2 separate regions of the Homo sapiens genome follow, and region 2 is linked to region 1. The links are chromatin loops, found by intact Hi-C in ENCODE. Cell type or tissue: HepG2. All regions are shown on one strand. Links, peaks and the distances in the headings refer to the core of each region. The heading gives the core; the rest is flanking DNA.

Evidence for each region. Hi-C counts contacts between places; a loop is a spot of excess contacts. Peaks named below come from ENCODE experiments on the same cell type or tissue, not always from the same donor. Only the 100,000 strongest peaks of a DNase experiment are listed, where the experiment ranks them.
Region 2: it touches region 1 in a loop (14-fold over the local background); 1 of 110 quality-filtered maps calls a loop at or near these places.

Annotation. Positions count from the first base shown.
Region 1 is chr17:64,149,572-64,164,537 of GRCh38, forward strand. TEX2 (testis expressed 2) reads right to left here. Exons shown (of 12, transcript NM_001288732.2): 8 at 11,230-11,362; 9 at 5,271-5,396; 10 at 3,374-3,583; 11 at 1,270-1,390. Among named protein-coding and RNA genes, the nearest start is that of SNORA50C, 11 kb to the left of the region's middle. In HepG2, for the core only: no CTCF peak of the experiment used is centred there; a DNase peak (open chromatin) is centred at 6,800; H3K4me3 peaks cover 641 bases.
Region 2 is chr17:64,711,068-64,726,033 of GRCh38, forward strand. No RefSeq gene overlaps it. Among named protein-coding and RNA genes, the nearest start is that of SMURF2, 56 kb to the left of the region's middle. RefSeq lists an enhancer at 1,926-1,975. In HepG2, for the core only: no CTCF peak of the experiment used is centred there; no DNase peak of the experiment used is centred there.

The sequences.
Region 1 (14,966 bases), core at 4,231-9,230:
GAGTTCAAGACCAGCCTGGCCAACATGGTGAAACCCTGTCTCAACTAAAAATACCAAAAAATTAGGCCAGGCATGGTAGCTCACACCTGTAATCCCAGCACTTTGGGAGGCCGAGGTGGGCAGATCACGAGGTTAGGAGATCGAGACCATCCTGGCTAATACAGTGAAACCCCCATCTCTACTAAAAATACAAAAAATTAGCTGGGTGTGGTGGCGGGTGCCTGTAGTCCCAGCTACTCGGGAGGCTGAGGCATGAGAATGGTGTGAACCTGGGGGACGGAGTTTGCAGTGAGCCGAGATGGCGCCATTGCACTCCAGCCTGGGCGACACAGCAAGACTCTGTCTTAAAAAAAAAAAAAAAAAAAAGAAAGAAAAAGGGAAAAATAAAAGGCATGATGTTCTTTCCCCTCAGTAGGTTCAAAGTACTTTTCTATTTGGTGATGACATTAAGCTTTTTCAGAAATTGGTTATCAGTTATGTTTAATCTCTAGTTTTTAAATAAGAGGATTTTTTTAAGGCAGTAACTCAAAATATACCACTGCAAAAAGAATGTAGGTCTTCTTCAAAAGGTGAATTTCATTAAAAGTAAATAGTTTGCTAATCCATAAAACCCCGACAGACAACTGTGCTTCAAATATCTGATAAAAGTTTGATGGAAATAGCTCATCCTAGGGCCTCAGCTATACTGCTATTACCTTTGGTGGCCAAATGCAGAAAGAAAAGCTGAGAGAGTAAGCTCTGGCTTAATGAACTCCCAGACTACACTAGAAGCTACCCAGGGGAGGGAGAGGCCAGATTCATCTTTGGACTCCCAGGGCAGGTGGTACCTGGCACACAGAAGGGTTTCCAGGAATGTTTGTTGAACTGAACAAACTGAGCAAGGTGAACAGCACACAAGAACAGGGGGCAGCCTCCCTGCCCACAGGCCGGGTGCTAAGAGTTGGGCAAGGCCAGGCCTTGCATAAGAGAAAACAAAGCCTGACAGTCCTGGCAGGCTTGCTGGGAAAAGACATCATCATTTTGCTCTGACCCAAATCTTTTGGGTTTCCTCTGAAGATGACTTAGTAATGTTCTGTGGATAAGTTTCAGGGCTTTGATACTGTACCTGAAGTTTTATTCCCATATTTGATCAAATGTAATACTCTTCCGGGATGAAGGTCACCATCAGATTTTCAAAAGAGGATCCTGACCCAGCTGAAGTTCAGAACCTCGGCTAAACCCAGAGCTTCTATACTTGGTGTGAAATACTAGATAACACTAGAGGTTTACCTGAAACTCTTGCTCCAGTTTCTTCTCTATCCAGTCTGTCACATGAACTAAAGTCACTTCTCTCTCTCCAAGTTTTGGCCGAGCTTTCAGCTCCACATGTGGTGGCTTTCGGAAACCATACCTTTTTGAAGACAAGTAATAACCACATTTAGAAGCAAAGCAAGGAATGAGACAGGCACTGACAGCAAACAGTTCTCATTTACATGGGGCTTTATCACTACTTAAAATGTTATTTTCTTCTGAAAATGCCCTCTAAAAATATTCCACACACAAAGTATGAATTGTGAACCCCCTGTGTTCCCTGGATGGTGTTAGGGCTGTGGCGGATTTAGAACAGTTCTGACAAACTGAGAGAGCCAGGAAGCACCACTGGAAAAGTCCATGACCTGGGCATTGGTTTCTGTTTTTTTCTAAAATGGCAATAACCTTTTTTCTTTCAATTTTTATAAAAGTAGTATATGTACATTACAAAAACAAAACATACATACAAGCAGATAAAGCAGAGAGTGAAAGACACACTGCCTCTCTCTGAATGTCATCCCCAAGAGAGGACTATTGACAGAAGTAGGGTGAACTCCCCTTACATTCTCCTGTGCATATGTCGATCAATAAGGTTTGAAACCTGTTTTTTCATCCTACACCCCAACAATACGCTTTGTATGACTTCCCGAGGGAGCAGACTGGCAATCAGAACTGTTGGCAAAGTATCCAGACAAGACCCTGTATGCTATCAACTATCTAAAACCTTAAATCTGTCCTGGACCAGTGCTTTTGGAAATACAGTAAAAATGTCAAGTTGCCATAAATATTTCTAAACACTCTATACTTATCTTTATGGATCAATAACACATAGTTCAGCATTTGAGCATGCCTTGGGTAGCACTATCCTAGAGCCCTTTTATTTTATCTCCCCCTGAGCAGAGGCATTTAAAACTGATAAATCTAAAGAATTGGCAGTAAGGAGAAGAAATGTATCAATTTTAACTATTAAAATTTTTTTAAGGTTTGAAAGACCATACAATATATTAACAGTGGTTATTTCTGGATGGTGAGATTATGGGTTTTTATTTATTTATCTATTTTTCACCTTTTCCCAATCTTTCTCTTTTTTTTAACAATGAAAATATTACTTTAAAAAAGTATAAAAAGGCATTTTAAAGTTTTATTGGGAAATACCAGCATTATCGTTAAATGGTTAGTCAATTCAAAACCCCTCTTCTGATCATTCCTACAAATCCTTCTGAATACCGATGGTATGTACTAGCATGTTGGTTTTACTCTATGATAGAACAGAGCTATATTTTTGTTATGAGTGTAGTTTATGGTACAATGAGATCTCTTATGCAATCACTATTTACACTTATGCCCATTTTTATAGGACTTAGCATGTCAATTTTAAATTGAGATTCACAGGCAGTGATGCTGAACTCATCAGTAATTTATTTCAGTGACTCTCAACCCTGGCTTCATCACCCCCGACCCCTGAAATCCGGGGGGATGGGCCAGGCATAGCTATATTTTTAGCAAGTCCCCAGGTGATTTTAACATGCAGCTGGGGCTGAGAATCCAGTCCTCAGACACCAAATGCACATGCTCCTGACTCCTCAGCATTGAGGCCTAACTCAGGGAAGTCTCCCTAACTTCCCAGACTCTGTTGGATGTGTGATCCCCATCTTTAAAGTAGGGATAACAATGGCATCTACCTCAACAGGATGCTATGAGGACTAATCAGGTAATGCAATTACAACCAGGGCCAGGCAGAGAATAAAGGCGCTATCTACAAATGACAGCTGTTATTACTGGCAGAACAGTTGGCTTTACAGAGGAGGAAGACCAATAATAGAAACAGCTTATCTCATAAACTTCATGTATTGACTTTAACTTTTCCTACCATGTGAACATGAATTCTTGAATGTGAATTCACCACTCACAGAAGAAAGTACCATCAGATTTGCAACTAATATTAAGGTCCCATGAAAATTGTTTGGAAGTGCTTCTGCCCGGGAGAAGGTACTTTCCATAACCTCAAGGTTAAGCAGGCTGGGATTTCTGTGGCCATGCAATAGGAGGAATCACTTATTGTCCCTGAGGGCCCTCTACGCACCATACTCGGTCAGTCGGGGGTGGTGGAATGTTGACCGCCAAGGTTCCTCTACATTCTTGTACTTCAACAGTGAGCAGCAGGGGTGTGTTGGAGACTTCTTCGATCTTCTTTTTAATAAACTCTGTCTCTGTTGCTTTTTGGAAATATTTTGACTTGGTAATTTTATCAACAAACCTCATAATCTTACTTGTTCGATGACCTCCAACGTACCTTCAAATGTGGAACACAAAGGGCGGTTAGCACAAACTTTGCTCTTTTCACAGACAAAAACCTGTGGCTCTTCGTTCCCCTTACTTTAGAGCACCACTCGATGTTTTGGATGTGGTGATTCTGTGTTGGGGCGGGGGGCATCCTGTGCATTGCAGGGTGTTCAGCAGCATCCCTGGTCTCTACCTACCAGATGCCAATAGCACTCCCCCTAGTTATGACAATAAAAAATGTTGCCAGACATCGGCAAATGTCCTCTGGGGGGCCAAATCACCCCCAGTTGAGAACTACTACTTCAGAGAAGGTGTAAATGTCTGAAACAGTCCAAACCTTGACAATGGAGAGCTGGACAAAGTCCTCATGCAGAGGTTTCTCACCTGTCCTCCTTTATACTACTCCAATACCAGACAGAAATCCAATGACATATCAATCTCATAATCTCCATGCAGCAAGTAACAAATCATGCTGCATCAATAGGACATAAATCAGTAATTAATGGACTGTCTTTAGGTGGTGTCACATGGCTACCTTGAGTGGCAATTACTTTTCAAAGGGCTTGGAACTTCTTAAAGAAAAATGTAGCCTGGGCAACACAGTGAGACCCCCATCTCTACAAAAAACAAACAGAAAATTAGCCAGGAGTGGTGGTGTGCATCTGTAGTCCCAGCTACTCGGGAGGCTAAAATGGGAGGATCACTTGAGCCCAGGAGGTTGAGGCTGCATTGAGCTATGATCGTGCCACTGCACTCCAGGCCTGGGTGACAGAGCAAGATGCTGTCTCAAGAAAACAAACAAACAAACAAAATGCTACACCAAGTTGACGTGCTCACAGGCCAAGAAAATAAGCTGTTGTATCAGGTCACATGTACCATGAGACTCAGAAGAAAGGATATTTGCTTTTTAAAATCCCCCACAGTTCCAGAACATGAGGAAAAGTATGTGTTCAGGGAAAAGCAATCATTCTTAAGAGGGTCAAGCAGCTAGACTGTAAATAATACACACAAACTTTGGCACCAACTCCTCAAACATCTGAATTCTCATCTCCTGTAGGATTTCAAAAGTGAATAGGTTGGTTTTTTCTTATAAAAGTTTCTGAATTATTTGGCTTCTTTTAGTTTCTTCAATTCACTTTATGTAATTAAAAGATCATTGTGGATAGGCTATTTAAGCACTTTGATCATTTCACAGCCCAAGTTAACAGGGAAAGAGTAACCCCCTCCAAATGAAGTTCATGATCCAAAAGATCAGCTCAGTCATCAGCGCTTTCAAAACTCGCCAAAGAAAATCATCTGAATGTTTCTGCTTTGCAGGAACTTGCAGCTCAACAGAAGCAAATGCACTCCAGCTGAAGCTGAGGGGAGGGAGGCTCTCCGGGGGGAGGGGGTGTATGCTCGGTTCCTTCTGAAGGCTCAGGGAGATGCTTTTCATCATCAGCACACCCTTCAACTTCTCTATTATTTAATCAAACAGCAGCAGAAAGCCATTTTAGTAAGGAAAGCTATATGGGTCTTTTTGCTTGGTTGCCTGGAATTTAAACAGACCACTGACCTGGGATATTAATAAAAAAACCATCTACTCAACATTAAAGAGGAAGGAAGATCACAGAGGAAGGAAGGGAAACAAGGTTCACTCCCAACTTGCTGTCCTGATCCCTGGAGACTCAGAGGCACAGAAGCACTGATCCACTCACCCTTCAGCCCCTGGGAGGAGCTGTTTGTCTCCCCCGCTGGGCTCTGGGGCATCGTCTTCCTCGGAGGAGCCAGCGCTGGAGGATTCCTCATCGCTGTCCGCCAGACAGAATGCCCGGGGCCTGCAACTGGACAGAGAGAGAGTCACCACCACTGCCTGCCCTCACCCAAGCTCTGCTTAGAAAGAGAACACACACACCCATGCACACACACTCAACCACAACAGGGTCGGGATGTAACTGTTAACTACATCTCGTCATTCTCTCCAACCCACCCAAACCAGAAGAGGCCCAATCCAAGAATCCTTGGATCAGCGCAGATGCTCAGGACACTCTTCAGCACCAAGGCCTCTGACAGGACCACAGAGGCCTTGGACCCAGAAGAGGTTGCTTTTGAGCATGCGTCAGAAGGACAGGAGGTGGGAGTGTGATGCGCACATAAAATGCAGTGATTTCAACCAGCAGTGCAGCGGAGCCACACGGGAGGATGAACAGAAAGAGCGGATGGTTGCAAGAGTGAGGTGACAGCTTATACTGGTGACATGGCCACTTCTCACTGATGATGGGATGTTGAGGCAAGTCCCTTGGCTCTGGCTTAATTCAGCAACTCTGATGCTTTCTGGCTTAGTAACCCTCCAAGTGAGTTTTGACTCATGACTCCTTTCCAGTGAAATTACGTATTTCACTCCACACCTGCCCTATCTCCTGAGGGTCACAGAAAAAGCCAACAACCACATACACACACACACACAAAAAGTCTCAGGAGACTCTAGGAAGCAACTGACATGAGAACCCAGGAAATTTTCCGGAAAAATACATGTCTAAAGACCATTCCTTTGACTGAAGTAAGGGAAAGCCTCATGGGACAGCAGTGTCCCTCACTCAGCTCTCCAGGGCAGATACTCAGTTCCAGAGGTGTGGGGTTGCTGGATTACCCGCAGAGGTGAGGGGTCCAGTTCCCGTCGGAGGGGACCTGGGGGCTTCTGGGCTGAGCCTCGGGCCTATAGAAAGCAGCTTCCTCCCTGGACCGTGGCTTTGCTTCAGAAAGTACTGGCAGGGCTGTGTCTGAGCCCAGAGACTTAAATGGGACAAAATGAACAAGGGACAGAGTAGTCTCTGAACACTATTACACAACCAAATGGTCACCAAGCAGAGGCTGGTCATTGTATTTTTGACAAGGACACAGTTACATGGACAAGGGAAGGCAGTGGGGCTCAGGGCCTATCTCCCTGCAGCTGCAGTCCTTTGGTTTTCCTGATGCTGTCCTTGGGCCACCAGAGGCCCACGGGGACAGTTATCGCCTGACCAACAGGAGCCAAAGGCACCCAAGGGCACAGCACACATGCCAGTGTGGAACTGAAGGCCCGGCAGTGGCCCCAGCCCTGTGCACTGGGAGGGTAGGACTGAAACCTCTACACTGGAAACAGGAGCCGGCTGTAAGAGGACCCGGACTGTGTCCTCCCTGGCAGGACACACAGCTCCTCCCTACCCCCACTCTGAAACATTAGAGCCAGTGCTCCAGCCAACAGGCTGGACTTCCACATTAAAGGGAAACTCCCTCTGCAGAAACAAAAGCCTCTTGTCCCTGGCCATGGGACAGCACGTAACTGAGTCTTCCTCCTTCCACCAGAGGCCTGGCTGGTCCAGGAAATGCTTATGTGTATCCACTGGCTGCAGAGCCATATCAGAGTGTGCTGTGGTTAGGCAGCCCTCACAGGAATCTTATATTTAAAATGTATATAGCAAAATTCAATTCCTATGAAAGCCTAAACCGGGTCTTGGGTGAGGAAAGTCAGAGATGTAAATCCCCAAAGATCACACGCCCCTCTCAGAAGAGCATCAGAGTTCTCCATCAGTAGGATGGCAGTGCCTGAGGCTCTCTGACCTCATGCTGCCAGGTGTGAAATCTGTCCCCACAGCACAGGGAGCCTGCTCCTCACCCACAAAGCACAAAAGGCTGCCTGCAAGCTCTGGGACCCCAGTGAGATCTGCTGAGCCACTGCTCCTTGTGTCCCCACTGGGCCATATCATCTGGCAGCTCCAACCCTGGGCAGAAGATGCCAGAGGCTGAGCGCTGTGGCAAGCTCTCAGGTTACTGAGTTAATCCTCTGCAGGTCACAGAACAGGACAAATTTTGTGGCTTGAAGTGAACACTTTAGGTAATGCTGTACCAGTTCAAGCTGATCAGATGATGTGAAAATCTGATTTTGACCGAGTGGTACCTCTGCTCTCCGCGCTGGGGGCAGTATTATGCGGCACCCAATACTTAGGAATTATAAGTGTAGCCCAGTGTTTGCCTGATATTCATTTTTATAAATGAACATGCATTTTATGACCTCAGCATGAACTTCAGAGGAAGATACACCACACTTACTTGTAGAAGACGTGCTGGAATGTAATTAGCCTACTTGTTTTAAACACACCTCAGAATTCCAGATGAGTGTGGTATCCTTTCAAAGAGACACCTTAAAAGGCTTATTCCAGTTATGTTCCTTCTGCCAAAAATCTTTTGGAAATGTCAGATATATAAGAAAAAGTGAATTATTTTATCACTGACACTCTTAGACCAAATATTTTATTTCTTGGTCTCATAATGACCACCACCTCTGATGACTTCTAGCAATTTCTCAAAGGTCCAAACCATCTACAAAGCAGGACAATTTGCTGTCACTCAGGATAGCTAAAAGAATGTCACGGACTGTGGAGGCAATTCTAAAAAGAAGCCCCCAAAATGCTTTAAATGAAGACGCATAATTAAATTAAGAAGCCCTGTGAGATGTTTGCTTTGAGGGAGACCACACTCAAGAATGCACTAATTTTTCTTTTGAGAAAATCAGTTCTATACACCTGCCACAGGCACACATGTGCATACACACCCACAAACTAGACTGAGTCACAGTGTAAACTGCAGGCACTCAGTGCCCAGAACACCAGGGGCCTGGGGGCAGATGGGTAGTTTGGGGTAGATGTGAACTAGTAACCCAAAAGAGGTCAGATGGGGCCACCTTCTGACTTGGGGACTTGTACAAAGGGCCCAGACTGCAGTGGTGGAGCAGGAAGAGGCCAAGTGCCTTATAGGAAACACTTCACTTCCATGCCACTTTCCATTTAAAGGCCACCCAAAAGGCAGAGCGCTCCCTTTAACTAACTCATTCTGGCCCTCTGCAGGGCAGTTCCTAAAGCAGAGGCTGCTCAGGTTACTATCTCAATCCCATCTGAATGTTGTATGTTATGTTACCTGCAGTGTGCGACAAAAGGACTATTTGGGAAAAGACTAAAGGAAAAATGCCCATGAAAATACAGCAGACACATATTTCAAAGGGAAGAGACTTTGCTAGGGCAAAGCTACACAGGTTAAAATCTCAGTCTAACCCTCAGGGTGCTAACTAAAGGTGAACAAACTTCCTACCAGTAAGGAGGACATCTCACAGGTTAAGCAGCATCTCCTCAGAGACTCCGCAAAAGCACAATCATTTGCACACTTGAACAGGGACTGAGAAAAGCAGTGAGATGAAGCCGAGGCCCTGCCAGGCAGGACACCAGGGAGCAGACCCTGATGTGGAGTGAAGCCCTGGACAGGTGGCCATGGGCTGCAGGGAGAGCCTGCAGGAAAGGGCTGCTGCTGGCCAATTCTTCAGATGTTCCGTGCTTTGGAGGTTTAATATTAAGGAAGATGTCAGTTCCAAAGGTCACACGCTTCAAACAGCTAATAAGTATGCTGACCCCTGTCCCTCCTCTGCTACTAAGCCGCGTGGTGATTCCGTAAACCTCATGACTGAGGAAGTGAAGTGGATTCTGGAATCACTTCTGGGATTAGGTTCTTAACCACGGATGGGCTTTCAGAGATTCACAATGCTCCTAGAAACTGTGAGCCAAATGGTGCATGTGGAAGCATTTGCAGAAAGAAGGACCCAGTGCTCTCAGGTTCCCGAAAGGGTCCTTTCTGAAAAAAGGGGTAAGGGTCCATTTTTCTGGGCCTTTTTCTCCCAAATGAAGTGCTGCTGGATTGTATTCCTCCTTACTTTTAAAAACAAATGATAGCCAACTACACATCAACATATAATTTAACACCCTCACAGGAAGAAGCAAAACATTTTATAACAGACTGTTCTAGAAAAAAATAGTACTTTAGAAATATAAGTGAAATATAATACCATCACATTCCTAAAGCAGAGGATCTTTTTTTCACTCAGTCTAGAGAAGCACAGCTTTCCAGAAACACGTCCACCCTCTGATCGGCCAGAGTTTATGAACTTGAAACTGGGCTACGAGGGCTGCATGAATAGCAGTGAATGTGGACGCATACGTGGCAAGCACCTCAGGGACCGGCCTGGTTGCCACCCCCGGTGCCCAAGACCCCCTTTGCAATGGAGTCCCTGTGCCCCTGTGCCCACATGGTGCTGTTTCTAGAAAGGGCTCCTTGCACAAACGCATCTGCCTGAGGTTGCTCTGCCACACTCCCTTTTTATTAGATCTCATTTTCAAGACTGCTTCTGCTTCAGGTGCTTCATTTTCTAGGCAGCTGGTTCTGCAACTCTGTCGTCATGAGCTAGATTTAATGTGCTCAGCTATGCGTGGGGGTGGGGTGGGGACAGCAGGACAAGGAATTGAGTCTGACTAGATCAGGACTCCAGCAATTCAAATTGGGGAAGTCTATAAGACTTTCCCTGTCAGGAAAGCCTCTTAACTACTCCTGGTGTCGGTTCTCTCAGGCTTTTATGTCCAAGAACGTGATGCCTTTATGTCCAAGAACGTGATGAAAAGACAGGTTTCCTCATGGTTTCACATGGGACCGAACAAGACTCAGAAGTTACAGGGTATGAAATGCTATGTGGAGAGTTGATAAATACCACACTCACCAGAAAATATAAATCCACAGATTGCCGAATCCAAACATATTTTAACAAATAGAAAAATGAAAGGAAAATAGCACAGACACCGGTTAGATTGCATATAGCTGGTAAAATTCTCCAATTATTAAAATAGAAACATTTCATTAAGTAACTTGAATAAATCAGAATAATCTAAGTAAAAGAATATTCTCCAATGCATAACCCAGCTCCCCCAATCTGCTACTACCACAAGCATGAATAAAAGCATTAGGTCAGTACCAGAACCAAGCAAAAGTCTAAGAGCCAGTATCTTATATTTAGACCCCATGGAGGTAGCTCCTTGTGACATTTTCATGTCATCATACTGTTGATTCCATGCAAAGGGCTAAAGATGTGAGAAGTAGCCTCTAGTCAACATTTTTAATTTGGTAAAAACAATAATATAATTTAAATTTATAGTCAAAGCAGTAATTTTAAGGAGAATAGGATGTAAAAGTTCCAGTTTATCTATTCTAGGCATTTAAGAGGGAAAAAAATTAAGCTTCATGAGTTACCTCACAATTTTGGAATATTTACTAAATCAGACAAACCCTAGGCAGCAGATACACTATCTACAAAGAGAGGGATTTACTACGCAAGTCAATATTGTATTATTTAGGGAAAATGCTTCTCAAAACACTTTTAGGAGCACCCTCTGTGCTACAAAATCAATCATCTAATTATAAATAATTCTGACTTTGTGATTAAAGCAGGTAGATTCAGCCTGCTCCACATATTGCTGTTTATGACCGGAAGGATCTTCATGATTCTATTCGAGGATCATTTTATTGCTCGGATGAGTCTGCCCTGCTTGTCTGAGTCAGTGATGTTTTCTGGGTAATCAATTCCATGTGTACCACCACCAGCACTGAGGTCAAAGGCGCTGTCACAGCTGAGCTGGGTTGGGAACTCACAGGCCACTGGGGATGAGACTAGGAAACCATTCCCTGAAATGCTCTGGTCCAGGAGCACTTACACAGAAGCTCACTCAACATCCAGGGGCCACTACACATCAAATCTGCTTCTCAAAGGCTGGAGGGAGAAGCTGGTGCCCCAGGATTGGATTAGTAAATTCATATATAGCCCCTTACCCTTCTTTGCCAATTTCTCCAACCTTCAGGGCTTCAACAAGAGGCTCTTTACCTAGTTTGGTCAAATTCATTTTGGTCTCGAGAGTCATCAGAAAGGACCCATTGTAGGACATTTCCAAATCAATCCAGAGTCCTGGAGAAATGGTGAAAAAACAGAAGGTTTTTTTCCCTCAAAAAAACACATGACTATAAATGACTTACATTTAAAAATATCTAAATAGGCACCATACTGAAAGTCCATGTATCGTCTACTACTCTAGTTGAGAAGAGGACTGAGAGCACATTGTGCCATCGACACACACGAGAACAGGTCATGGAATACATCGAGCCCCTGGTAAACAGCCAGCATCTGAGGACCCATTCACAGGATCCTGGGGAATTCAGTGCACAAGTCAGCATTGGAAGGGTCCCATCCTCTGGCTTCTAAAATCTCCTTGTATTTAGTAAGAAGACATATGCCTAGCGGAAGAAAATGGCTTGACCCAGGGCAAAGCCAGGACAAGGCATGCTGATGCCCAGCCAGTTACGAGGCACAAGGGAAGTGCTAAGACTTCTCTGTAAGCTGGGTTGTTCTTTAAAGACACATATGAGAACCGCTGTCTTTCTTAAAATTCTCCAGTATTGGGAGTGGGACACAGAAAATGGCTCAGATTTAACAGGAAGAGTGACAAAAACGTTTAAGACCTTCCTTTCTTTCTGGAAACTGCCCACTGATGGGAACCAAAGAATTAACTTTCAATTCCCAGGATTATCCAGATACAATTGCATAATCACTTTGTACCTTAGGCTAAAAATCAGCTCCTTAGGAAAGATACTATGCCAATGAGATCATATCTAAAAGGCTTGTAGCTTCATGGAATTTTACTGCAATGGCCGCTGTTCAGTGGTTTAAAATGCAAACAGGGTTTATCTCATGACCCTCTTCTACTTGAGGATTCTATGATTTGTCAAGTATTTTTCTGTGATTTTTCAGACTCGGGGCTCCAGAAGACCTCATGGACTTTCTATCAAAATGTGATCCTTTAAGTGGGTGTTTAAATGTTAATAAACTTTTATAGATCCTCACATGACAAATGACATCTAAAAGGAAGCAGGAAATTAATCTAAAACCATCGTTCACATACAGCATTGTTTTCAAGCAATTACAGTAAACAGCCCATCCCCTACACGGCCACCACCTCAGATAAAACCACTGCTTAACCCCACCCAGCACTAATGGTGTCATTCCTCACTAAAGGCAGGATGATTTCCATTTTGTTTTCAACAAATTCTTTTTACCATAATGGAAGGTAATTATTTTCCATGAATGACCTGGTTTAATTAAGTGATATGGAGATCAATTGTGATTATCTTCTTTGCAGCAATACTCACAAAACTGTTGTATTTCTTGTTTACATTAAGCAGTTAGAAAGAATTAATTAGCTTGCTCTTCAAAGGTACTATTACTGGAAATAAAGGGTATATCTGCTTTAATAAAGACATTTAGTTTTTAATCACTTCAGGAGAAAGGGGATTAGAGCAAAAGGCTAATATTAATAGATTTAAACTCAATGTAAAAGAACAACAATAAAGGAGATATTTATTGTTGTATAGTATTTCCAGCTTTGAAAATTAATATTCAAACTACCTAGTTACTATATACATCCAAACATAATCGTTTCTTTTGAAAATTCTAGTCAAGTTTCTAATAAATATTAATAGTATGCGTTGCCTTTGAAAATGGACATATTAAAGGCACCAGAATTATACTTCTTACAAAATGGAAAGTTTTGCTAGTCTGTTTTTTAAATGAAGATATATGGATTTAGGCTTAGTAAACTGCTGGCTCATGCCCAGTCACGGGGACATTCTACCAAATGATGTGTGGTCCAGCGTCCCTGCCAGGAGCTGGGAGGTGGAGGAAGGCCCAGGGAAGAGCAAGGAGCCCAGTCACATAGATTGGGGCTTGTGTTTCACTGGAAGTTTCTTCACTTCTGTGCCATCAGTACCTTTGTCTGCACCAAGGAGACCTATACTGCCTCTTTCAGGGAGAGCTGTGTACACCCTGGCACCTGGCACAGTCTGACCAGGCAGCCTCCCTTTTTCTGCATTCACCAGCCCACCCTTACTTCTTGCTCTGTCTCCCTTGCTGCTGTTGCCAGGGAAGAGGCTGTACTGGTCAGCCATGGAGCCTGATATCTGAGGATGAGGCTTGGGCATCTGACTGAGCCTCTGCCTGGGTGAGGGGTCTGTTTTAAACACTGAATATACCTCATGAGACCCACTCACAGGGCCCTGCTCAGCCCTGGCACTCATAAAAATATGAAAGAGTCAAGAATGCTTTAAGAACTTTTTTCTTCCCTGAGATGGGGTCTCACTCTCACCCAGGCTGGAGTGCCACCTGGTACGATCTTGGCTGACTGCAACCTCCGCCTCCCAGGCTCAAGTGATCCTCCCACCACAGCCTCCTGAGTAGCTGGGACCACAGGGGTCCGCCACCATGCCCGGCTAACATATATATATATTTTATTTTTGGTAGAGATGGGGTTTTGCCATATTGCCCAGGGTGATTTCAAACTCCTGAGCTCAAGTGATCCACCTGCCTTGGCCTCCCAAAGTGCTGGGATTACTTTGGGAGGTGTGAGCCACTGCACCTGGCCTGGAATGGTTTAAGAACTTTTAAAAGCAGACATGAATGGTAAATAAATATTCCAACAAATGACTCTAATATGATGTGCTTGCATTCAGATGAGGGTAAGAAGACTATTTTAGCATTAAGTGTAGGAGAAATTTGCTTTTGTAACAATGATTCAGCAGGCAGAACGTGACCTGAAAACCTGGGGACACGGGCAACTCCCAAAACTTGGAGCAAAGACCAACCGGTTACGTGACAGGTGAGTCAGGAGGCCCCTGCCTTGCAAGACTGAAAGATGAAATTCACAGTTACTAGAAAGGTTGTCTTCCCCTTGGGGACTAACATAGCAACAATGAGCACACGGGGACATACACTGCCCCATGAGCACCATCTTCCACTGTAACCCAGCTAAATGCTACTTAATCTAGAGGAATGCGGTTACAGGGCCCTTTCTTTTGTAGTCTTGACAAATGGTTAAGACTTAGCTGTAGGCATTTCACTGAAAATACTTTCTATAACCATGTGCCCTGGCTGGTGCTCAAGAACAAAACCAGAAATTGAGGAGTGGGATAATCTTTGATGCCTTTAAATAGGAGTAAGCAGGCAGTCCTGAGAGGTTCTCTGGGAAAGGGGGCTGGAGGCACGCATACGAAGGGTCTATTCCACATCATGTTGAGAGGTTGTCCAGTGGTAACCAGTGGCACCCGATTATTAACGAGCCCCTATAAAACTGGCACTTCAGGCTGGGCACAGTGTCTCACGCCTGTAATCCCAGCACTTTGGGAGGCTGAGGCAGGCGGATCACTTGAGGCCAGGAGTTCAAGACCAGCCTGGCCATCATGGTGAAACCTCGTCTCTACTAAAAATACACAAATTAGCTAGGCATGGTGGTGCGCACCTGTAGTCCCAGCTGCTAGGTACGCTGAGGCACGAGAATGGCTTGAGCCTGGGGGGCAGAGGTTGCAGTGAGCCGCGATCGCCCTACTGCACTCTAGCCTCTGTCTCAAAAGAAGAAGAAGAAAAAAAAAAAAAACCCTGGCACTTCATGCAGCAACACGAGTGACAATGTAGTAAGACTTAGTCTGTGTACAAGGACCTGGAAGGAGCTCAGATGCTGTTTTTC
Region 2 (14,966 bases), core at 4,159-9,158, 560 kb after region 1:
CATGGTGATGGGTGCCTGTAATCCCAGCTACTCGGGAGGCTGAGGCAGGAGAATCGCTTGAACCTGGGAGGCAGAGGTTGCGGTGAGCCGAGATTGCACCACTGCACTCCAACCTGGGAGACAGTGAAACTCCATCTCAAAAAACAAAAAAAAGATACTTTGCCTGAAAACATAATGAGCATATTATTTGAAAATGTCAGTAGCATACACTTAAAAAAAAAGTAAATAAATAAGTAATAGAGACAAAAGACAAATCTCCCATGTAGTGTTCCAGATAATTCCTGTAGATACTCCACCTCATAACTCCCACTCCTTAAACGTGGGTTGTACATGGTGAATGACCAAAGAGGATGGTATGGAAAACGGGAAGAAAAGAGTAACTTTACAGTGGAGAAACTGACAAACACTACTTCAGCCAGGTAATTAATAGCGGAGAGAGTGAGCGTGTATGTCCTGTGTTTCTCAACTTTGCTGACACCCTATAGTCTTGTGGGGAGCAGTCTGGTGAAGCATAAAGATCTTGGATCTGGAGTCAGCCAGCTCTGAGCTCCAATCCTACCTCTGTGTGCTCTTGGAGCAGTCACTCAACCTCATTGAGCCTCAGTTTCCCCATCTGTGAGAAGAGGATTAGAATGCAGGGATGAGGCCAGGTGCAGTGGTTCATACCTGTGATCCCAGTACTTTGGGAGATCAAGGCAGGAGAATCACTTGAGCCCAGGAGTTCAAGACCAGCCTGGGCAACAAAGAGAGACCTCCGTCTCTACAGAAAGTTAAAAAATTAGCTGGGTGTGGTGATGCACACCTGTAATCTCACCTATTTGGGAGGCTGAGGTGGGAGGATCACTTGAGCCTGGGAGGTTGAGGCTACAGTGAGCCATGATGGTGCCATTGTACTGCAGCCTAGGTGACAGAGTGAGACTCTGTCTCAAAAAAAAAAAAATTTAAATTAAAAAACGAAAAGAATGTCTATCTGGCCCTTAGCAACCGTGAGTGCTGGAGGAATCATGTTACATTTGAAGGCAGCTCCGAGGTACTGGAGTGGAGTCGGGTGGCTTCGCAGAAGGGTCCTGCTGTTAACACACTTTCCCTCGGGCAGATCCCCTCATACTGCCCGGACCTTCCAGTCCTTCACTCATTCTTCACTAAAGGCTGCAAGGGGCCAGGGCATGATGGCTCATGCCTATAATCCCAGCACTTTGGGAGGCCGAGGTGGGTGGATTGCTTGAGGTCAGGAGTTCAAAACCAGCCTGGCCAACATGGTGAAGCCCCGTCTCTACAAAAAAAAAATTACAAAAATACAAAAATTAGCCAGGCATGGTGGCGTGTGCCTATAATCCCAGCTACTCCGGAGGCTGAAGCACGAGAATCACTTGAACCCAGGAGGCAGAGGTTGCAGTGAACTGAGATCATGCCACTGCACTCCAGCCTGGGCGACAGGGCGAGACCCTGTCTCAAAAAATTAAAAAAAAAATGCTCCAAGGTCAAGGGCTTTTCAGACCCTCTTGGTCCATTTGGTTAGGGGGTGTTTTCACAAAGCTTTGCCTTGTTAGCTTTATGGGACCCGGAGGGCATACTTTATAGAACACAATCTTCATACCAGTGTCTCTAACCACAAACCCCAAGAGTCTGAACGTTGAGACACTCAGGAAGTTGAAAGGGACCTCTCCTCTTCAGAGGCCCGGCCCAGCTCTCAGGAATGGCATGCATCAAAAGGCAGGAAGTCCCTCACAAGTCTGTCCTATCAAGCCACCAGACACTGGTTACCTTTATGTGGCTGCACAAGAGGCTGAGTTCCCAGGGAGGGGCGAGGTGGTCTGGGGCTTTCAAGCCGTGGTGGAACCCACGCCTGAGAAGGGAGGCCTGCCGCTCCCACCACAGGAAGCCTGGCCCCCGCCAGCAACAGAGAGACTCAGAGCCCAGGCCTCAGTGCCCTCATGGGATAAGTGGCATTTTGGTTCCTGTTTCCTTCCCTCTCTGTTTTTCTTTTTCTTTTCATAGATTCTCCAAGCAAATATTAAACATGTCCTGCAAATCTCAGGAATCAGCACACAGAGAAACACAAAGAAGAGTAAGTGGCCTTCTTCCAAGACCTGGTTTATCAAAGGTCTGAGGCAGTCCTGATCCGCTGCTCTCCTCCTGCTGGCTGAGCCTTGCCACTGGCTCAGTGGCCCAGGGTGCCAGCTCCCTTTCCTGGGCCTCCCGGGAAAGGGGAGGGAGAAGGTCGAGGGAGCAAGAGGGTTCCAGGGCTGCCTCCAGGGCTGGCCTGGCAAGTTGCAGCTCTGTCCCTGGCGATTTCCCTGCAGCCAATGGCTGTGGAAGAGGAAAGGAGAGGACCTTTTGATGTGGTGGAGAAGCATCATTGTAGAAGGGAGAGGAATAAGTAAAAGGTTGGCCAGGGAACCATGGCCGGGCACGGTGGCTCCTGCCTGTATTCCCAGCACTTTGGGAGGCCAAGGTGGGCAGATCACTTGAGGCCAGGAGTTCAAGACCAGCCTGGCCAACATGGTGAAACCCCTTCTCTACTAAAAATACAAAAATTAGCCGGGCGTGGTGGTGAGCACCTGTAGTCTCAGCTACTTGGGAGGCTGAGGCAGGAGAAGCACTTGAACCCGGGAAGCGGAGGTTGCAGTGAGCCGAGATCGCGCCACTGTACTCCAGCCTGGGCGACAGAGTGAGTGAGACTCCGTCTCAAAAAAAAAAAAAAAAAAGTAAAATGTTGGCCAGGGAGCCTTGCTGGCCTCCTGAAGGCAGCCAAACATTAAACACACCTACAGTCACAGAGTCCAGCTTAAGGAAGAGGCAGACCAGAAAGTGAAAGTGAAGAAAGAACGGGAGGAGAGATGGGTGGGGGCGCGGATCAAGGCAGAAAAGGGAGGCAAAAGGCAAGGCTCCTAGGGACAGAGAGTGGTGACATGCCAGCTTCTGTTCGTTAAAACCCTGCTCTGGACCATGAACACTGCTAGGCAATTTCGTTATGACAGCTCCTTGCATCCTCCCAGCATTTTACAGCTAAGGAAACTGAAGACCGTGAGGTTAAATTCTTCACCCGAGGTCCACAGCTAGGGATTAGCAGAATCAGTGTTTGAACCCAAGGCTGCCTGACTCCAGTGTCACACCCAAACTGTTCCTGTCTCTCTGTTAGCAGTTCTTAGTTGCTGGGGATTCAGACTCTATTTTGTTGCTTGTGTAGTTCAATACAGCTCCCCCCACTGTGGCCACATTGCAGCCTACAGATGCAATAAAAAGGAGGGGAAGGCATGCATTTCCTTTAAGGGTACACCTGAGGTCAGGAGTTCGAGATCAGCCTGACCAACATGGAGAAACACAACTCTACTAAAAATACAAAATTAGCTGGGCATTGTGGTGCATGCCTGTAATCCCAGCTACCCGGGAGGCCAAGGCAGGAGAAACGCTTGAACCCAGGAGGCAGAGGTTGCGGTGAGCCAAGGTTGTGGTGAGCCGAGATCACACCATTGTACTCCAGCCTGGGCAACAAGAGCGAAACTCCATCCATCTCAAAAAAAAAAAAAAAATGCTGTGAATCTTGAACAGAGAATGCAATAGACAGCAAGAAAGGTCTGGTGGCATCTTCGAAGGAGCCTTCATCTCCTATACTTTCAGGGTGGATATGATGGAAGACTCAGCCCAGGGCCTCATTGTGCATGTAGGAGTTCCAAGTAAATGCTTAGGAAAGGGCATAGTGGGGACGTAGTGGGACCCTGAGACTTAGAATAGGAGCATCTAAGTGGTCACAGACAAGGCTGAGACTCTGGCACTTTTGAATTCTCAAATCCTTCAAAGCTCCCTTGTCTGTTCAGGCAGGTCCTCCCGTGTAGAGGTAACCAACTTATCCCTGCCTAAGGAACCTTCTGTGACTGCACCTAGGACAGTTGCTTCACTAAAAAGGGACACCAGATCTTCTCTTCATTCCTCCAGCATCAAAAGGAGAGTTAGATCCCAACATAGCCCACTTGGGCAGTACAAGGCCTGCTCTAGAAAGAGAATGTCTATACACTAAAGAAGTGGCAGGACCTTGCCAGTTCAAATCCACAAGGGTCTTGGGAGCACGTGTCGGAGAGGATTCTAAGCATTGTGTTAGCCTAAAGATGGTAAACACAAGGCTTGGCTGGGCACAGAGCCTCGTGCCTGTAATTCCAGCACTTTGGGAGGCTGAGGCGGGCGGATCACTCTTCAAACTCCTCAAACTCAGGAGTTTGAGACCAGCCTGGCCAACATGGTGAAACCTGTTTCTACTAAAAATACAAAAAATTAGCTGGGCGTGGTGGTGGGTGCATGCCTGTAGTCTCAGCTACTCGGGAAGCTGAGGCAGGAGAATCGCTTGAACCCAGGAGGCAGAGGTTGCAGTGAGCCGAGATCGTGCCATTGCACTCCAGCCTGGGTGAAAAAGTGAGAATCTGTGTCAAAAAATAAATAAATAAATAAAAATAAATAAATAAATAAAAGGCTTGATTGGGCTGAATTCACTGATACACTCACCCAGGTTTGGGCTTTGGAGTTGGCATGAATAGTCTACAATGGCTAACTCAGACTTGACTTAATAGAGACGTAAAGTTAAAGTTCCACCACCCAGAAGCAGCTGGGTTAGAGGGCGGTGAAATGGCTGCTGAAAGTTCATTTACAGGGTTAGCCTGGAGACAACACCCTGTTGGCTTCAAGTGTTGGCCTACAGGTTGCAGTTATGTCTTTTAAAAGCTGCTAACATTTGGAATTGTCTCCTTCAAAACTAGAAAGTGTACATCTAGATGCCGGGCGTGGTGGCTCACGCCTGTAATCCCAGCACTTTGGGAGGCTGACGCAGGTGCATCAGGAGGTCAGGAGTTTGAGACCAGCCTGGCCAAGAAGGTGAAACCCCGTCTCTACTAAAAATATGAAAATTAGCTGGGCTCTCCCTCTCCCTCTCCCTCTCCCCTCTCCCCTCTCCCCTCTCCCCTCTCCCTCTCGGTCTCCCTCTCCCTCTCTTTCCACGGTCTCCCTCTGATGCCGAGCCGAAGCTGGACTGTACTGCTGCCATCTCGGCTCACTGCAACCTCCCTGCCTGATTCTCCTGCCTCAGCCTGCCGAGTGCCTGCCATTGCAGGCGCGCGCCACCACGCCTGACTGGTTTTCGTACTTTTTTGGTGGAGACGGGGTTTCGCTGTGTTGGCCGGGCTGGTCTCCAGCTCCTAACCGCGAGTGATCCGCCAGCCTCGGCCTCCCGAGGTGCCGGGATTGCAGACGGAGTCTGGTTCACTCAGTGCTCAATGGTGCCCAGGCTGGAGTGCAGTGGCGTGATCTCAGCTCGCTACAACCTCCATCTCCCAGCCGCCTGCCTTGGCCTCCCAAAGTGCCGAGATTGCAGCCTCTGCCCGGCCGCCACCCCGTCTGGAAAGTGAGGAGCGTCTCTGCCCGGCCGCCATCCCATCTAGGAAGTGAGGAGCGCCTCTTCCCGGCTGCCCATCGTCTGAGATGTGGGGAGCGCCTCTGCCCCGCCGCCCCGTCTGGGATGTGAGGAGCGCCTCTGCCCAGCCGCGACCCCATCTGGGAGGTGAGGAGCGTCTCTGCCCAGCCGCCCCGTCTGAGAAGTGAGGAGACCCTCTGCCCAGCATCCGCCCCGTCTGAGAAGTGAGGAGCCCCTCCGCCCGGCAGCCGCCCCATCTGAGAAGTGAGGAGCCCCTCTGCCCGGCAGCCACCCCGTCTGGGAAGTGAGGAGCCCCTCTGCCCGGCCGCCCCTACTGGGAAGTGAGGAGCCCCTCTGCCCGGCCACCACCCCGTCTGGGAGGTGTACCCAACAGCTCATTGAGAACGGGCCGGGATGACAATGGCGGTTTTGTGGAATAGAAAGGGGGGAAAGGTGGGGAAAAGATTGGGAAATCGGATGGTTGCCGTGTCTGTGTAGAAAGAAGTAGACATGGGAGACTTTTCATTTTGTTCTGTACTAAGATAAATTCTTCTGCCTTGGGATCCTGTTGATCGGTGACCTTACCCACAACCCTGTGCTCTCTGAAACATGTGCTGTGTCCACTCAGGGTTAAATGGATTAAGGGCGGTGCAAGATGTGCTTTGTTAAACAGATGCTTGAAGGCAGCATGCTTGTTAAGAATCATCACCACTCCCTAATCTCAAGTTCCCAGGGACACAAACACTGCGGAAGGCCGCAGGGTCCTCTGCCTAGGAAAACCAAAGACCTTTGTTCACTTGTTTATCTGCCGACCTTCCCTCCACTATTGTCCTGTGACCCTGCCAAATCCCCCTCTGCGAGAAACACCCAAGAATGATCAATTAAAAAAATAAAAATTAAAAAAAAAAAAAAAGAAAAGAAAATTAGCTGGGCATGGTGGTGGGCTCCTGTAATACTAGCTACTTGGCAGGCTGAGGCAGGAGAATCACCTGAACCTGGGAGGCCGAGGTTGCAGTGAGCCAAGATTGCACCACTGCACTCTAGCCTGTGCAACAGAGCAAGACTCTGTCTCAAAAAAAAAAAAAAAAAAGGAAAAGAAAAAAGAAAGCGTATATCTAGGAAACAGAGGGTGAAAGAGTAGCTACTCTCATGCTTACACCTAAGAACACACTTGAAGAACTCTTGCTGCCCATCCCTATGACCTTGGATTTGGGAGTCTGAATATTCTAGTGCCTGAGGTGGGAACTGTTTCTACCAGGGGATTGTACTACCATGGTCATGGTTCTGATAAATTGGAAGCTAAGGCTTCCTTCAGGCCATCTGAGGATCCTCATGTCACTGATCCAGCAGGCAGGGAAGGAAAGACAAATGTCTTTCCTTTTGGCCACCCAACATCTGAACCTTCTTCCTATATATCTACGGTATAAGCAGATGACCTGGGCTCAGCTATATAAAAACAGCCCCTTGTCAGGCGTGGTGGCTCATGCCTGTAATTCCAACACTTTGGGAGGCTGAGGCAGGAGAATCCTTTGAACCTGGGAGGCGGAGGTTGCAATGAGCCGAGACGGCACCACTGCACTCCAGCCTGGGCGATAGAGCAAGACTCAGTCTCAAAAATAAAAATAACAAAATTAAAAATAAAAACACTCAGCCCTAAGTGAAATGGAACATGAGTAGCCCCACCTCCAGTGGCATAGGATAGAGTTCCTGGAGCAGGTGCAGCAGTGCTACTGGCAGTCTGAAGGATTCAGTGCTGGAGAGGTGGGAGGAGCAAGCAGCAGCATCTACAGTTCAGAGAACCAGTCTTCCCTGTAATTCAGAGAGATGCCACTCTCCTCCTCATGAATCATTTTACCACCTAAACCGCTAGAGTTGGCTCCTATGGCCTGTGACTGACAACTCTTACTGAAGCTGTTGTACTATTCTCTATTTCTCTGTTTTTGAAGTATTTCATAATAAAGAAAATGAATAACTAAGGAGGAAAGATGTAGGATCATCTTAATAAAAGCAGAAAAAGCATGCAATAACATTCAACATTCATAAATAACAGTAATAGGCTCGGCGTGGTGGCTCACGCCTATAATCCCAGCACTTCGGGAGGCCAAGACGGGCAGATCACAAGGTCAGGAGTTTGAGACCAGCCTGGCCAATATGGTGAAACCCCGTCCCTACTAAAAAAACCAAAGTGTGACCGGGTGCCGTGGCTCACGCCTGTAATCCCAGCACTTTGGGAGGCCAAGGCGGGCAGATCATGAGATCAGGAGTTCAAGACCATCCTGGCCAACATGGTGAAACCCCGTCTCTACTAAGAATACAAAAATTAGCTGGGCACGGTGGCAGGTGCCTGTAATCCCAGCTACTCAGGAGGCTGAGGCAGGAGAATCACTTGAACCCGGGAGGCAGAGGTTGCAGTGAGGCGAGATCACGCCACTGCACTCCAGCCTAGGTGACAGAGCGAGACTTCATCTCAAAAATAAATAAATAACAGTAATAACAAATCCATAGGAAACTAGACTAGCTGCCAACTTCCTTAACATGATGAACATTTTCTATCAAAACACACAGGAGAAATAATAATGGAAATGTGGAAGCCTTCTCTTTAAGAGCAGAAACAAAGAATGAAAGCCCATTGTCACCATTTCTATTTAACACTGGAGGGCCAGGCTGGGCGCGGTGGCTCATGCCTGTAATCCTGTGACTTTGGGAGGCCAAGATGGGTGGATCACTTGAGATCAGGAGTTCAAGACCAGCCTGGCCAACATGGTGAATCCCTGTCTCTACTAAAAATACAAAAATTAGCCAGGCATGGTGGCGGGCGCCTGTAATCCCAGCTACTCAGGAGGGTGAGGCAAGAGAATCTCTTGAACCCGGGAGGTAGAGGTTGCAGTGAGCCGAGATCGCACCACTGAACTCCAGCCTGGATGACAGCAAGACTCCATCTCAAAAAAAAAACAAAAACAAAAACGAAAAGTCCCATTTACAATAGCAACAACAGTTATAAAATGCTTAAGAATAAATCCAGCTGGGTGCAGTGGCTCATGCCTGTAATCCTAGCACTGTGGGAGGCCGAGGCGGGCAAATCACTTGAGGCCAGGAGTTTGAGACAAGCCTGGCCAACATGATGAAACTCTGTCTCTACTAAAAATACAAAAATTAGCCAGGCATGGTGGTGTGCACCTGTAATCCCAGCTACTTGGGAGGCTGAGGCTGAGGCTGAGGTGGAAGGACTGCTTAAGCCAGGAGGTCCGCAGAGGCTGCAGTGAGTCATGATGGTGCCATTGCACTCCAGCCTGGGCGACAGAGCCAGATCCAGTGTAAAGAAAAAAAAAAGTGTAGTATTTGTTCAGGGAGAAACAAAGAACCCAGTGGAACAAAATATAACCAGAAAATGACCCATGCCATATGAAAACAATATATGGCAGAGAAGACATTACAGATCAGTGAAAAGAAGATAGTGGTGCTGGCCTAATTAGTTACCCAAATGGGAGAAAATAGCTTGATCCTTACTTCATAGCATACACAAAAATAAATTATAGGTGAATTGAAGACCTAAATGTGGAGGCAAAACTCCAAAAATGGTTAGAAAAAATATATAGGGGATTTTGTTTATAGCAGAGTAGAAAAGAGTTTCTCAAATAAGACAGAAAAAGGATATACTATAAAATTATTTTAGAAACTTCTTACCAAAAGAAAGAAAGGAAACAAGAAGGAAAATTTAAAAACCATAACAACACTGAAAATAAAGCCACAGACTTTAAGATTCATTTTCAGAAAATATTTTTTAAAACTCCCATAAAATCAAGAAGAAAATAACAAACAACCCAAGTGGAAAATGGGCAAAGGATATTAAAAGGAAACTCACAGAATGGTCAAGGGCATGTGAAAAGAGCCTCCAAACTCATTAACAGGGAAATGAAACTTAAAACAACCCGGAAAGACCACTTTGTATCCCTCAGCTTGGCAGGAGCTTGAAGGACTGACAATGGCAAGTGTTGGCAAGGACACGCAGAAATGGGAACTCACACACACTGCTGGCCAGAGTGTAAATTACTACAGTCACTTTGAAGAACAATTTGGCCATAGCTAGTAAAATCAGTGGTGAACAAATCCTTCAGTCCACCAGTTCTGCTTCCGGATATACACCATAAGCTCACACACTTGCCCGAAACGGAGTAAACAACAACGCACGCTGCAACTCTGTCTGTAATAGCAAAAAACTACAAACAACTCAAATATTCATCAACAGAAGGCCAGAGAAACAAATTGCATACAGCTGAAAAAAAAAAGAACGAGAGCCACATATATCACTATGGATAAATTTCAAAAACAAAATTGAAAGCATGCTGAAGTTTTTTTTTGTTTATTTTTGTTTTTTTGACTGAGTCTCGCTCTGTCACCTGGGCTGGAGTGCAGTAGTGCGATCTCGGCTCACTGCAATCGCTGCCTCCCAGGTGCAAGCAATCCTCCCACCTCAGCCTCCTGAATAGCTGGGACTACGCCTTGCTACTTTTTTGGGTGTTTTTTTTTTCTTTTTTTGTTTTTGTTTTTGTTTTTGTTTTTGTTTTTTTGAGATGGAATTTCGCTCTTGTTGCCCAGGCTGGAGAGCAATGGCGCAATCTTGGCTTACCGCAACCTCCGCCTCCAGGGTTCAAGTGATTCTCCTGCCTCAGCCTCCCAAGTAACTGGGATTACAGGCACCTGCCACCACACCCAGATAATGTTTGTATTTTTAGTAGAGGTGGGGTTTTTCCAGGTTGGTCGGGCTGGTCTCGAACTCCCGACCTCAGGTGATCTGCCCACCTCGGCCTCCCAGAGTGCTGGGATTACAGGCATGAACCCCGCGCCTGGCTGAGTTTTTTATTTGTTTGTTTGTTTGTTTGTGGTGGAGACTGGGTTTCACCATGTTGATGGCTTTCTCAAAATCTTAAACACAGAGTTGCCCTATGTCACCTTATGACCCAACAATTCCACTTCTGGCTATACATCTAAGAGAATTGCAAACATACATTTACACAAAAAATTGTACACAAATGTTCATGGCAGCATTATTCATAAAAGCCAAAAAGTGGATATAACCCAAATGCTCTTCAATTGACAAATGGATAAACAGAATGTGGTATCTCCATACATTGGAATGTTGCTTGGCAATAAAAAGGAATGAAGTACTGATCCATGCTACAACAGGGATAAACCTTGAAAACACACTAAGTGAAATAAGCCAGACACAAAGGACAACAGAGCGTATGATTCCATGTATATAAAATGTGCAGAGTAGGCAAGTCCATAGACACAGAGAGTAGATGAGTGGTTGCCTAGGGCTGGGGAGGAAGGGATCAATGGGGAGTGACTGCTAATAGATGCTCAGTTTCTTTTAGGGAATGAAGAAATCTTCTGAAATTAGATAGTGGTGATAGTTGCATAACTCTGTGAATACAGTAAAAGTACTGAAATGTACAGTTTACAAGGGTTAATTTTATGGCACATCAATTATACCTCAATTAAAAACACACACACACGGAGAATCTTATGTTGAAGTTTGTGGTCTGCTCTGCCCATTTCTATATCGCCTCCACCATTTGCCCCTAGGAGGAGGTTCAGGACAGCATAATGGGAGTGTGAGCTGGACACTGTTCAAATGCTTGCCCTCCTACAAAGACCCTGAGGAAATGAAGCTGGAGCCCAGTGTCAGAAATCCAGTTTTATACACTGCAGTGTGGTCATCAAGAATGTTTGCCACTTTCTCCTATAGCCAAGCAAATGTTTAATTGTGGGAAACAGGTGAGCTTCGGAGTGGCATGTGATGGTTTAAAAGGTTACTTCATATTTTATTTTATTTTATTTTTTAAGACAGAGTCTTGCTCTGTTGCCCAGGCTGGAGTGCAGTGGCATGATCTCAGCTCACTGCAGCCTCTGCCTCCTGGGTTCAAGCGATTCACATGACTCAGCCTCCTGAGTAGTTGGGACTACAGGCATGCACCGCCATACCTAATTTTTTTTTCTTTTTTTTTTGTATTTTCAGTAGAGATGGGATTTCACCATGTTGGCCAGGCTGGTTTTGAACTCCTGGCCTCAAGTGATCCACCTGTCTCGGCCTCTGCAAGTGCTGGGATTACAGTCGTGAGCCAACGCGCCCAGCCTAAATGTCACTCCATATTTTAGATCTGCTTAACTACTCAGAATTTACTTATAAGACTGCTATAGTCATGTCACAAAGTCATGGTAGTCTTCTTGATAAGCAGTCATTTTTATACATTTTGTACGCAGATCTGAATGCTGTAGTATTTCCAATGTCTAAAATATATGTAAATAAAAATATAAGGCCGGGTGCAGTGGCTCATACCTGTAATCCCCTTTGGGAGGCTGAGGTGGGAGGATCAGGATCACTTGAGCCTGGGAAATCCAAGTTGTAGTGAGCCCTTATCATGCCAGTGCACTCCAACCTGGGCAACAGAGTAAAACACTGCAAGAGAAAGAAAAAGAGAAAGAGAAAAAGAGAGAGAGAGAAAGAGAGAGAGAGAGAGAAACAGAGGGAAGGAAGGAAGAAAGGAAGGAGACAGACGGGGGGCTGGGTGAGGTGGCTCATGCCTGTAATCCCAGCACTTTGGGAGGCCAAGGCAGGTGGATCACCTGAGGTCAGGAGTTCAAGACCAGCCTGGCCAACATGGTGAAACACCATCTCTGCCAAAAATAAAAAAGTTTCCCGGGCGTGGTTGCAGGTGCCTGTAATCCCAGCTACTCAGGAGGCTGAGGCAGGAGAATCACTTGAACCCAGGAGGTGGAGGCCGCAGTGAGCCGAGATCAGGCCATTGCACTCCAGCCTGGGCAACAAGAGCAAAACTCCGAATCAAAAAAAGAAAAAAAAAAGAAAGAAAAAAATTAGCCCAGCATGGTGGCACACGCCTGCAGTCCCAGCTACCCCAGAGGCTGAGGTGGGAGGGTCATTGAACCCCCAAAAGTCAAGGCTGCAATGATTCAAGATTGCATCACTGTACTCCAGCCTGGGTGAAGGGAGTGAGACCCTGTCTCAAAAAAAAAAAAAAAAAAAAAAAAAGCTCTGAATCTATAGGTTCCAGCCCTGAGAAATTCTGGATAAAATGGAGTTAACAGTTCACCTGCCTCAGGTGAGATAATATAAAACTAGAAAGGTCCATACCATTGTAATATCTAATTGAATCTATTTGTCAAAACAGTACCCAAATGCAGTATGTTCAGAAACCTTATAGTGTTAGGTAATAATAACCATAGACAAGATAAAAAATATGGGCTGGGTGTGGTGGCTCGCACCTGTTATCACAGCATTTTGGGAGGCCAAGGTAGTAGGATCACTGGAGGCCGGGAGTTTGAGACCAACCTGGGCAACATAGCAAGACCCCATCTCTATAAAAAAATATATATATAAAGATATATATTATATATATATTTGTACATGTTAACTTGAGGTGAGGGGTGCAGGGAGGGTGGAAAGGAGAAAGTAATAATATTAAGCATCAGTAAACAACTCTAGAGCCAGGCATGGTGACTCACTCCTGTGATCCCAGCTTTTTGAGAGGTTGATGCAGGAGGATTGCTTGAGGCCAGGAGTTCAAGACCAGCCTTGGCAACATAGTGAGACTCTCCCATCTCTAAAACAACAACAAAAAGTTAATTAAAAATTAAAAGAAAAGAAAACTTCATAGCCGTCTTCTCCAGGAAAACAAGTCCCAAAGCCACTTGCCACTGATGCAGAGGTGCGCAGAGCCCGAGGAACACGGAACCATAGCAGCTCTGCAAGTTGATTTTATTCCAGGCTAAAAGATGCTACTTCTCAAAGAAAGGAGCTTGGAGCGTCTCTGTTTATGAATTCATTTTTCAGGGGTGGGGTGATTTCAAGAGTCCAGGCTGTTTCCTGACCATGCACACTGTGCCGGCCTGGAAGCCTCAGGCCCCAGCCAGGCTGACCACGAGCCAGACCCGGAGTAAGCTTCGTCCCACGCTTCCTGTCGGTCCAGGCAGCCTGAGTTTCCTGGTGACCCTTCCCTGCACCCAGCTGATTCAAAGGCCTGGCAAGGCCTGGTGCCAGCCAAGAAAATCTGAGGCAGCCAGGTTTGTTATTTCAAATCTCTAAACCTTCAGACCTTTGTGCTTGGCTTACATATGTGAAAGTTAAAACAAGGATGTGTGTCGCAGTGGTGATTATAATTCAAGTAAGCAAAGATCCCTGCATGACCAGCCTTCAAATGTCAGCCCATGCTGAAGTTAACACATTTAACTCATAGAACAAAATAATTAAAATGAGGAGTAGATGCAAAATGGTACTGCCATTCTAGAAAACAGTTTGGCAGTTTCTTATAAAGTTAAACGTACACTTACCACAAGAACCAGCAATCACTCTCCTGGGTATTTATCCCAGAGAAATGAAAATTTATGTTCATATAAAATATTGTACACAAATAATTATAACAGCTTTATTTGTAATAGTCGTGTATCAGTCAGGATTCTCCAAAGAAATAGGACCAATAGAAGAGAGATATATACATAATAAATCATATATATAAATGAAATATATAAGAAGCTATATATATATGTACACACATACAGATATCTCTCAGAGTTCTCCAAAGAAATAGAACCAACTATATATATATTATATGTAATATATTATATTACATATATTACATGTAATATAATATATATTATATATAAAATGTATGTAATATATTATATATAATATATGTAATATAATATATTATATAAAATGTATGTAATATATTATATATAATATATGTAATATAATATATATAATGTATGTAATATAATATATATATTATATATAAAATAAATCATGGCCAGGCATGGTGGCTCACACCTGTAAACTCAATACTTTGGGAGGCCGAGGCAGGAGGATCACTTGAACCCAGGAGTTTGAGACCACCTGAGCAACATAGTGAGACCCCGTCTCTACAAAAAACATTTTTTTAAATTAGCCAGGTGTGAGCCAGGCATGGTGGCTCATGCCTGTAATCCTAGCACTTTAGGGGGCTGAGGCAGCAGATCACCTTGAGCTCAGGAGATCAAGACCAGCCTGGGCAACATGGTGAAACTCCATCTCTACAAAAAATACAAAAATTAGCCAGGCATGGTGGCACATGCGTGTGGTCCCAGCTACTCAGGAGGCTAAAGCTGGAGAATTTCTTGAACTGGGGAGGTGGAGGTTGCAGTGAGCCAAGATCAGGCCACTGCACTCCAGCCTGAGTGACAAAGTGAGACCCTATCTCAAAAAAAAAAAAAAAAAAATGTCCAGCAGCTACTCAGGAGACTGAGGTGGGAGCATTGCTTGAGCCCAGGAGGTTGAGGCTGCAGTGAGCCATGATCACACCATTGTACTCAAGCCTTGGTGACAGAGCAAGACCCTGCCTCAAAAAAATAAAAAGACATATGTATAAGAAATGATATATATTGATCTATATAGATAAATGATATGTATATAATAAATCATATATATATAATATATACATTTATTACAAAGAATTGGCTCATGTGATTATGGAGGTTGACAAATCCTAAGATGTGCAGTCAGCCAAGCTGAAGA